Linked DNA regions of Homo sapiens: region 1 is linked to region 2. Evidence: read pairs that join two places in POLR2A ChIA-PET (ENCODE). Cell type or tissue: PC-3. All regions are shown on one strand. Links, peaks and the distances in the headings refer to the core of each region. The heading gives the core; the rest is flanking DNA.

Evidence for each region. Peaks named below come from ENCODE experiments on the same cell type or tissue, not always from the same donor. Only the 100,000 strongest peaks of a DNase experiment are listed, where the experiment ranks them.
Region 1: POLR2A ChIA-PET joins it to region 2 with 6 read pairs; 1 of 35 experiments calls an interaction of 5 or more read pairs at or near these places.

The regions. Positions count from the first base shown.
Region 1 is chr2:95,050,232-95,054,617 of GRCh38, forward strand. MAL (mal, T cell differentiation protein (MAL blood group)) reads left to right here. Exons shown (of 4, transcript NM_002371.4): 4 at 3,150-3,761. The coding sequence ends at 3,224. Among named protein-coding and RNA genes, the nearest start is that of MAL-AS1, 25 kb to the left of the region's middle. In PC-3, for the core only: a CTCF peak has its summit at 3,567; a DNase peak (open chromatin) is centred at 2,240; H3K27ac peaks cover 1,087 bases.
Region 2 is chr2:94,984,036-94,988,421 of GRCh38, forward strand. No RefSeq gene overlaps it. Among named protein-coding and RNA genes, the nearest start is that of MAL, 39 kb to the right of the region's middle. In PC-3, for the core only: a CTCF peak has its summit at 2,539 (motif pointing right); a DNase peak (open chromatin) is centred at 2,546; H3K27me3 peaks cover 589 bases.

The DNA of each region.
Region 1 (4,386 bases), core at 68-4,067, 66 kb after region 2:
CCAGCCAGGGGTGGGGACGCTGAGGCCAGGTGGATTTTCTTCTTAATGGACTGGATCAGAATGACAGGGTAACAGAATATATTGTTTCATCACATGTTTTTCAGAGCTGTGCATGTGTGCCCTTGCACCAGTCTACGATATAAAACATGCTTCTGACCATGGGTATTGTTAAAAAGTAAGAAGTTTCAGAAAGAGCACTCTTCAGATCTCTAGAACTTAACCTATGAATTATGCAAATCCCAAGGTAGAATGTGGTGACAGATCCTGAGATACCAGCTCTAGTAGCCAAAGCTGTGTCATCCCCTCTTTTTGGAAAGTGTAGGGCAGAGGCTGAGAGAAGACCCACAGATAGGCTTTAGAAATGGGGTTGGTGAAGTGCCTCTTCCCACTCCCAGAAGGAGGGCCCCAGGGGAAAATCCCTCAAAGCCTCACTTGCTGGTCCCCTTGCACAGTCCCCTGCCCTGGGGAAACCACACACTGCCCTCAAGCTCCCAGCCTACAATCGCTCCCCTAAAAAGGGCCCCCTCAGGATCCTGGCATCCCCCCAGGGGTCCCGCGGTGTGGAAACATCTCCCGTGTTGGCCCATCTCCCAACATGGCTGGTTTCCAAGCAGCAGCACAGCCAGGGGGCATCTTGACTGATCTTCCTTCCTGGGGAGGCTGGTGAGCCACCCTCCATCTTCTTCACACAATTCCATCTCATCTCCCTCTCCCAAGACTGCCTCATACCTCCCCCATCCCAGCCAAGCCTTCTCTTTTAACAAACATCAACAAAGTGTCTGACAATAATTTCCATAAAATTGTTGTGAACAAAGGTTGCGAAATGTAGATGGGATGTGGTTAGTGGGTCAGCACTTGATGGAAAAACCCAGCTAGGGGAATGAACACCCCTTCCCGCTGGGCAGGTCTCTAGTTGAGAACCACTAGGCTCTACTGCCTTCTGACTTTCCTCTTTTACCTTTTATCAAAGGCAGCACACAGCCAGAGAGGTGTGCAGTTACAAGCCCACAGCTTGATGGATTTCATACAGCGAACTCCCTGTGTGGATGGTGTCTGGACTAAGAATTAGGGCCAGTTACCAGCGCACAGTCTGATGAATTCTCATAGAGCAAACTCCCCAGTGTAGTTGGCATCTGGACTAAGAATTAGGGCCTGATAAACAACTCCCAGAAATCCCCTCAAGTCCTGTCCCCATCACTGTGCACCCCCACCACCACCCAATTCTGATTTCTAGCACCATGTTCAGTTTTGCCTGCCTTTGAACTTCATATAAGTGGAATTATACAGTGGGTACTCATGTGTGGCTTCTTTCTCTCACCCTTGTGTTTGTGAGACTCACCCAAGTGGCTGGGTGTAGATGTGGGTTGTTTGTTCTCATTACTGTATAGTATTCCCTTGTAGGAATAGACCAACATCTATTTATCCATCCCATGACTGACCATGTTCCCATTTTTTTTTAGTTGAGTTGGATAGACACGAATATGTTCACGCAGACAGGAGCGTTAGAATTGAGAACCAGAGTGTTCTCAGCTGGCAGATGTGCCCAGATAAAACCACCAAGGGGAAATCTGCACGGCGTTCGATGTAAAGTCACACCTTTCAACTCACGGTATCAACTGCATCCGTCTGTGAGAGAGAAAGAAGTTCGTTACTCAGGATTCAATCCCAGACCCGCCCAACCACAGCATGCCCAGTCCAGGGGATACTTGGGTACAGGGAGGCACCTCACACCCTCTCTCACACAGCCTGGTTTTGGAAGCAGCCAGCCTGCCTCACATCCACTGTGTGGCTACTAATTAGGGTCTGTTCCAAGCTGAGCTCCTCCCTCTCTCCTTTGTGGGTGGCGGAGCTGCTTTGCCAAAGGGACCCCAGGGATGGGTGGAAGTCGCCTGGGGCGAGATGGAAATTTCTGGAGAAATCTGGAGGTTTCTAGATTATACAATGGTGGGCAGTGATGGCTACAGTTTAGGGAGAGGGCTTTCTGAAGCCAAAATTTGCCCATTCGTGCCCAGCTCTACGTGTTCCCAGTGGGCCATTTCTTGACCCCACTTGGAAAATGAGTCTCCACTGCTCTTCCTGCTGGGGACTTCCAAGGTGCTTCTGCCAAAGGCTTTCATTGGTCTGGAATGCCCACCTTTTATGGAGGGCTGCCCACTGGTGTCTGACTGCTCCTGCCCAGATACGTTCTCTTAAATGTGTTATTCAATAATTCAGCTTACTCACCGCCTCCAGGCAATGAGGGAAAGGGCTTGGCCAGGTGTAGGGGCAGGAGAGCAGGCACCCTGAGGGCTGGGATTGATGAGCATTTTCAGGAGTCACAGAGGCGTAGCCGCCCTAAATGGACGTCGTGCCTGAGCTGGAAACTCTTGACCCCTAACCAAGGTCACAAAACCAGGTGCAGAGATTGGACTTGGCAGCAGGCAGGCCTTCAGGGAGTAGGGTGATGGGAGCAGACAGTGCCCAGGAGGACACAGCAAGTCCCCAGAAAGCAGGGCCATCGCTCCAAGGGCCACAGTGGCTGACTGGATGGTCCCAACAGTAAGGCCCCTCCTTTAGACAAAAGCTCAAAATCCCTTCTCCCCTTCTCTGTCCCTCACTTCCTATGAAGTCTGGCTCTCTCAGCCACACCTGTGATATTAAGAATCCTAAAACAAAATAATGATAGGGTGAGAATGTCCAGGCAGCATGGAGACTTTCACCAGGGCCAGCAAACCCAGGTATTTACAATCTCTCAACCGAGCTACCAGGACCACAGCTGGAGGGCGCTGGTCTCACTGGTGTTGGGGGAGGAAGTTGTCCCTGGAGAGTTACCTGCCTGAGATGCTTTCATTGGAGGGGTCTTTGAGGACTCCATCTCAAGTCAGCCGAAACCTCAAGCTGAGACGAATGTGATGCTGGGTGATAGTGGAGAGTCTTACCTTCCACACCAGATCCAGGAGACTGTTAGGTCACATGGAGCTCTGTACTGAGAGGATTTGGTGCACACCTGGGCTCAGCAGGGAGGGCGTCCATGTGAGGGTGAGAAGCAATGACAGCCCAAGCTCTCTGGGTCTGGCCCCCCCTACGCCACGTGGGGCTGGATGCAGTGCAGACGCTGTGCCTCGCCCTCCCTACACAAACCCATTAACGGCCATTTCTCTTGGTTCCAGGTGTTCTCCTACATAGCCACTCTGCTCTACGTGGTCCATGCGGTGTTCTCTTTAATCAGATGGAAGTCTTCATAAAGCCGCAGTAGAACTTGAGCTGAAAACCCAGATGGTGTTAACTGGCCGCCCCACTTTCCGGCATAACTTTTTAGAAAACAGAAATGCCCTTGATGGTGGAAAAAAGAAAACAACCACCCCCCCACTGCCCAAAAAAAAAAGCCCTGCCCTGTTGCTCGTGGGTGCTGTGTTTACTCTCCCGTGTGCCTTCGCGTCCGGGTTGGGAGCTTGCTGTGTCTAACCTCCAACTGCTGTGCTGTCTGCTAGGGTCACCTCCTGTTTGTGAAAGGGGACCTTCTTGTTCGGGGGTGGGAAGTGGCGACCGTGACCTGAGAAGGAAAGAAAGATCCTCTGCTGACCCCTGGAGCAGCTCTCGAGAACTACCTGTTGGTATTGTCCACAAGCTCTCCCGAGCGCCCCATCTTGTGCCATGTTTTAAGTCTTCATGGATGTTCTGCATGTCATGGGGACTAAAACTCACCCAACAGATCTTTCCAGAGGTCCATGGTGGAAGACGATAACCCTGTGAAATACTTTATAAAATGTCTTAATGTTCAATACATTTGTTGGGTGTTTTTTGGGTTTGGGTTGAATTCCTCAGCATCAAGAATACCATCAATTCAGCTTTCTTTCTGAGGAATCCTTTGACTTAACCTGAATCTCAAGAGACAGCATCAGGTGGCAGTTCAGACGACGGACACTGTGTGTGCCAGGCCACTGCACTCTCAGAGCCCGGTGCTGGGGAGCCCACCCTCCCAGCTACCTGCCCAGATGGCTTCCCCTCTCTCTGGAAACTGGCCAAGTGCCAGCCAGGGGCAGCTTCTCCTTCCTACAAGACACAACAGTCTGTGCCCCACTAGAACCTCCTTCCACCAAAAGAAAACACGGTGCACAAGTTTTCATTCACTCATTGTGAAGCTCATCAGCGTGTTCCTGGGCAGTCTGCTTTGTTCCCATTGTGTGGATAATACATTATTTTAGAATTTCCTCGGGCCACTCCATAGGAGAGAAAGGAGAGGAAATTACAGAGTGAAAGGAAGTACGGTGACAAGGGGTGAATGCCATGTTTCAAGTCTGAGATGTCTGGGTTGAAAGGAGATGGGATGATTAGGAAGGAGGCACTGAGTTAGGAATCTGGAAAGCCCAGCTCTGTTATGAAACGCTCCCTTATCCCATGGCTCCG
Region 2 (4,386 bases), core at 117-4,116:
CTGGAATTGCAGGCATGTGCCACCACACCCAGCTAATTTTTGTGTTTTTAGTAGAGATGGGGTTTTACCATGTTGGCCAGGCTGGTCTCGAAATCCTGACCTCAGGTGATCCACCCACCTTGGCCTCCCAAAGTGCTGGGATTACAGGCATGAGCCACCATGCCCGGTCATGTTTTTTTCCTTTTAAAGCGTGTGTATCAGAGAGCTATTTGGACACTCATGTTCACAGTAGCACTAGTCACAACAGTGGAAAGGTGGAAGCAACCCAAGAGGTCAGCAGCAGGTGAGTGGATCAACACAATTCAGTGAAATATTATTTGGCCCTGAAAAAGAAAGAAATTCTAACCCATGCCACAACACAGATGAACTTTCAGGACGTTATGCTAAGTGAGATAAGCCAATCACAAAAGGGCAAATGCTGCCTGATTCCATGTATATGAGGCACCTAGAGTGGGCAAATCCATAGAGACAGAAAGTAAATGGTAGTTGCCAGGGGCTCGGGGGAGGGAAGAATAGGGAGTTGTTTAGAGTGGAGTTCCTGTTTTGCAAGATGGAAAGAGTTCTGGAGATGGATGGTGGTGACGGTTGCATGACAATGTGAACGAATATTAATGCCACTGAACTGTGCACCCAAAAATGGCTAAGATGGTTAATTTTGTGATGTGTATTTAACCACAATGTTTAACAAGGGAGGTGTATAATGGACAAGAGACCCTGGGAAGCAGCATGTACTGTGTGCACCTGAATGCGAGCATCAGTAGTTTCCTTCATCTTGAAACATTACACTGTCAAAGGGAGACTTCGCGGCATCCGGGTTCCCTCTGTGGGCAATGCCCGTGTGTGCCCTTCATGGAGCCCAGTTCTCCTGGGCCCTGGGTGGGACCAGGAGACCCCTGCTGCCTGGTGTGCTGATGACACGATACTTGCCCATCTGGAGTTGGGCCTTTTTCTCCCAGCCGGAAGTTTTTGAGGCTTCCTGGTACAGCCTGCGGTCACCCGAGTACCAGAGAAGGGAAGGAGAGGCAAAGCTGTCATGGAAAGGAAGACAAGTAGTAGAAAAGGCATCTGGGGTTGGCAGTGCATGAAACCTGCCTTGCTGAAAGAATGCCCAGCTATGCAGAAAAACCTGCCACCAGGCTACCCACCCCCGGTGCTCCTCCCCATTTCTCAGCTCCTCCTCTGCCCCAGCCCAAACCCATACTTCCCAGCCACAGCCCAAAGCCCTGCCACACTGACCTGAGAGCACGCATCCTCCTGACACCTCATTTGCCCTTCCCATGGAGTCATTACTTGGGTAGTGTCTGTCACAGCGTGTAAAGTTCACTTCTCAGCAGCAGTCCAGCCCCTGCAGCAGCCCCCGCCTGCCCATGAGAGGCTTCCAGCTGCTCTGTGCAACGGAGCAGATCCACTCTCCACAGAGGCTATCCTCCTTATTCTTTCCCATCTCAATGCTATCTCGCCAACCCAGCTGATTGGTCTCCCTCCCCTCTGTCCCAGGAGTGAACTTCCCAACCCTTAGGGATATTTCCCTCTCTGGGTCTTTCTCAGGGAACCTCCCCTCCTGCCGTCTGTGCCATTCCAATGGTTATGGTTATTTTGGCCAACACTCACCATGTGCCAGAGAAGCTTGTTAAGCCATCATGAGGACCGGATGATAGAGGGGCCAGCGGGACCCCCACCTCCTCTATTTGATGGACAGGGACACAGAGGCACAGGGGAGTTCAATGACCTTGCCACCAGGCAGAGCTGGGATTCAAACCCAGGAGGAACGCTCTTGCCTGGTGCGTGGATTGAGGGTGAGAGTGGAGGCAGAAAGCTGGCCTCAGGCTTCCTCAGCCCTGGCCACCCTGCCTGGGGAGCTTTCAACAATGCAGCCTCCCTTACCTGTTCAAGCAGAATCTTTGGGCAGGAACCCGACCCTCAGACTTTCTTGAATTCTGCAAAGGGTTCTAGGAGGAGAAGGACTCAAACAGTGCTGTCCAGAGGATGGTGCTCAGGTATCCATGGTTGTTTTTTATTTGTTTGTTTGTTTGTTTGTTTGTTTTGAGATGGAGTTTTGCTCTTGTCACCCAGGCTAGAGTGCAATGGCGCAATCTCGGCTCACTGCAACTTCCGCCTCCCGGGTTTAAGCAATTCTCCTGCCTCAGCCTCCCGAGTAGCTGGGATTACAGGCACCCAGGACCATGCCTGGCTAATTTTTGTATTTTTAGTAGAGACGGAGTTTCACCATGTTGGCCAGGCTGGTCTTGAACTCCTGACCTCAGGTGATCCACCAGTCTCAGCCTCCCAAAGTGCTGGGATTACAGGTGTGAGGCACTGCACCCAGCTGTATCCATGTTTTTAACAAGCTCTTTGCCCCATATCATGTTTTTTGCTTGCTTCTTTTTCTTTTGAAACAGTTTTCAAAATAATAAGCATCCTCCAAAAGTGACCAAAGAAGTTTTTGTTTTAAGTATCATTTTGAACTTGTGGATTTCAATTTAGTGCATTCCAATCCATTGTAGTGATAAGAAGCTCATGTGTTCCCATCTTTGGCCAGCAGGAGGCTGCTGAGTCCTTTTGACCAGAGCCCAGCAGCCTTTGGAAGTTTTCTCACCATCTGCTGTGGTAACATTCAGGCTCAACCTCCCTCTCCAAACCTGGCATCAGCCATTTCTTCCTGGACTCCAATCTGGGGGTTATTACCCCAGTTCTTATATTCTACTCTTAACCAACTTTCTAAATATAGGAGGCTCTTCTCCGTGTTCTAGAGAAGAATGGGTTAACACACCTGTTGTTAAGCTCCATCCTTCCTTAAGAAGTCCTTTCAAGTTTAAGTTCAGCCTTTTGGGAAATGTATACATGACTGCGTGTATTTGCTTATTTAAAAAAAAAAAGGATTCTGCCAAAGTTATACTTGAAATATACTCACTGTAAATGGCTCGCTGCAATCAAATATTTCTCCACTTTGAGGGCCAGTCCCAGCCACTAAAAAATATCTCCTGCTCTGAGAAAATACACAAATAAGCATTAAAATGAGAGGGAAGTTTAGGCCACCAGGAAATTTGGAAAACTAAGTATGAGTTTTAATTAAAAAGTAAATACAAATACTCAAAGATTTCACACCTAAAAAGAATCCAACCTAGACTACTTGAGACAGAAATGAGATAACAAACTCTACTACTGGGTTTACATCCACCTGTAGTCCTTGGCTGTGGTCCCTCCTACTGTTTAGGAGCCAGAGGGGTGTGGAAAGAGGAAGTGACTTTCTTCCGCACAACATTGATTCTGCAACACTGAAGCCATTGCAGGAAGGCTCCCACGATGTTTGAGTAGATTCCCAAATGCTCAGGGACCCCTGGCATGTCACGAAAGGTAGGACAGGGATCCCTAAGCCATAGCTGGAACCCGGAGAGAGGAAGCCACTGATGGGCTCCGTGGCACTGCAGGCATGATGCCCCATCAAGACTCCTAATTCCCCACGCCAACCTTGGCTGAGGCTCTGGCAGGCCACCCTCTGGGCTCATTCTAGGAGCCTCTACCTGCCCCTGCCCTCAGGTGTGAAATCTGGTTTTTGGGGGAGACCCACAAGTGTCCTACACCATGTCCAGGCAGCACCATGCCCTGCCCGTGTGACCTTGGGCCCCAGTCCCCTCCAGGACAGCACCACCTCCTGGACTATGGCGAAGATTAAATGTGCAAATGTAAGTAACGTGCATATGGCTACATCTGGCCAGGGAAGCTTCTGATGGCAGGAAGGGGACTGCGACCCCTCTGCAGACACTGGCTGGCAAAATGGGGCCCAGGTGCCGTTGCTGGCCCCACGCCTGGCACTGGTGAGCTGGCAGTAAGCAGCGGAAGGTAGCAAATGGCAGTTCTCTGGTCTTGCCAAGGGAGTTAGAGTTGCTGCGTGGACTACATGAGACAGTCAGAGTGAGTGCATCTTATAAACTGTAAAGTACCTGGTGAATGTGAGGAGGTGGTGGTGTCATCGCAGATTCATTCAAAAGAATGTACTTTGATGTCCCTCCCTCCCCACCTATTTTTTCAGACCCTGGGCTGGGCACCAGGAATACAGCAGTGAATGACACAGACGGCCAGGCTGCTGGAGGTGTTTCCCACCACCACCTCCTCACATTGACCAGGTACTTTACAGTTTATAAGATGCTCCCACTCAGACCATCTCATTTAGTCCACATGACAACTCTGACTCCCTTGGAAAGTCCAGAGAACTGCCATCTGATACCTTCTGCTGCTTGAATTCCTTGCCGAGGAGTCTATGCCTTGTGGTCACCTTCCTATTCTAGTCTGGCTTTTCATTTCCTTTTACCTTTTTCTCCTTAACAGCCCATAAATCCAAAAGTGTTTTTTCTCCTCAGGACAACCACAGTGGAAGCCTGAGAAGGG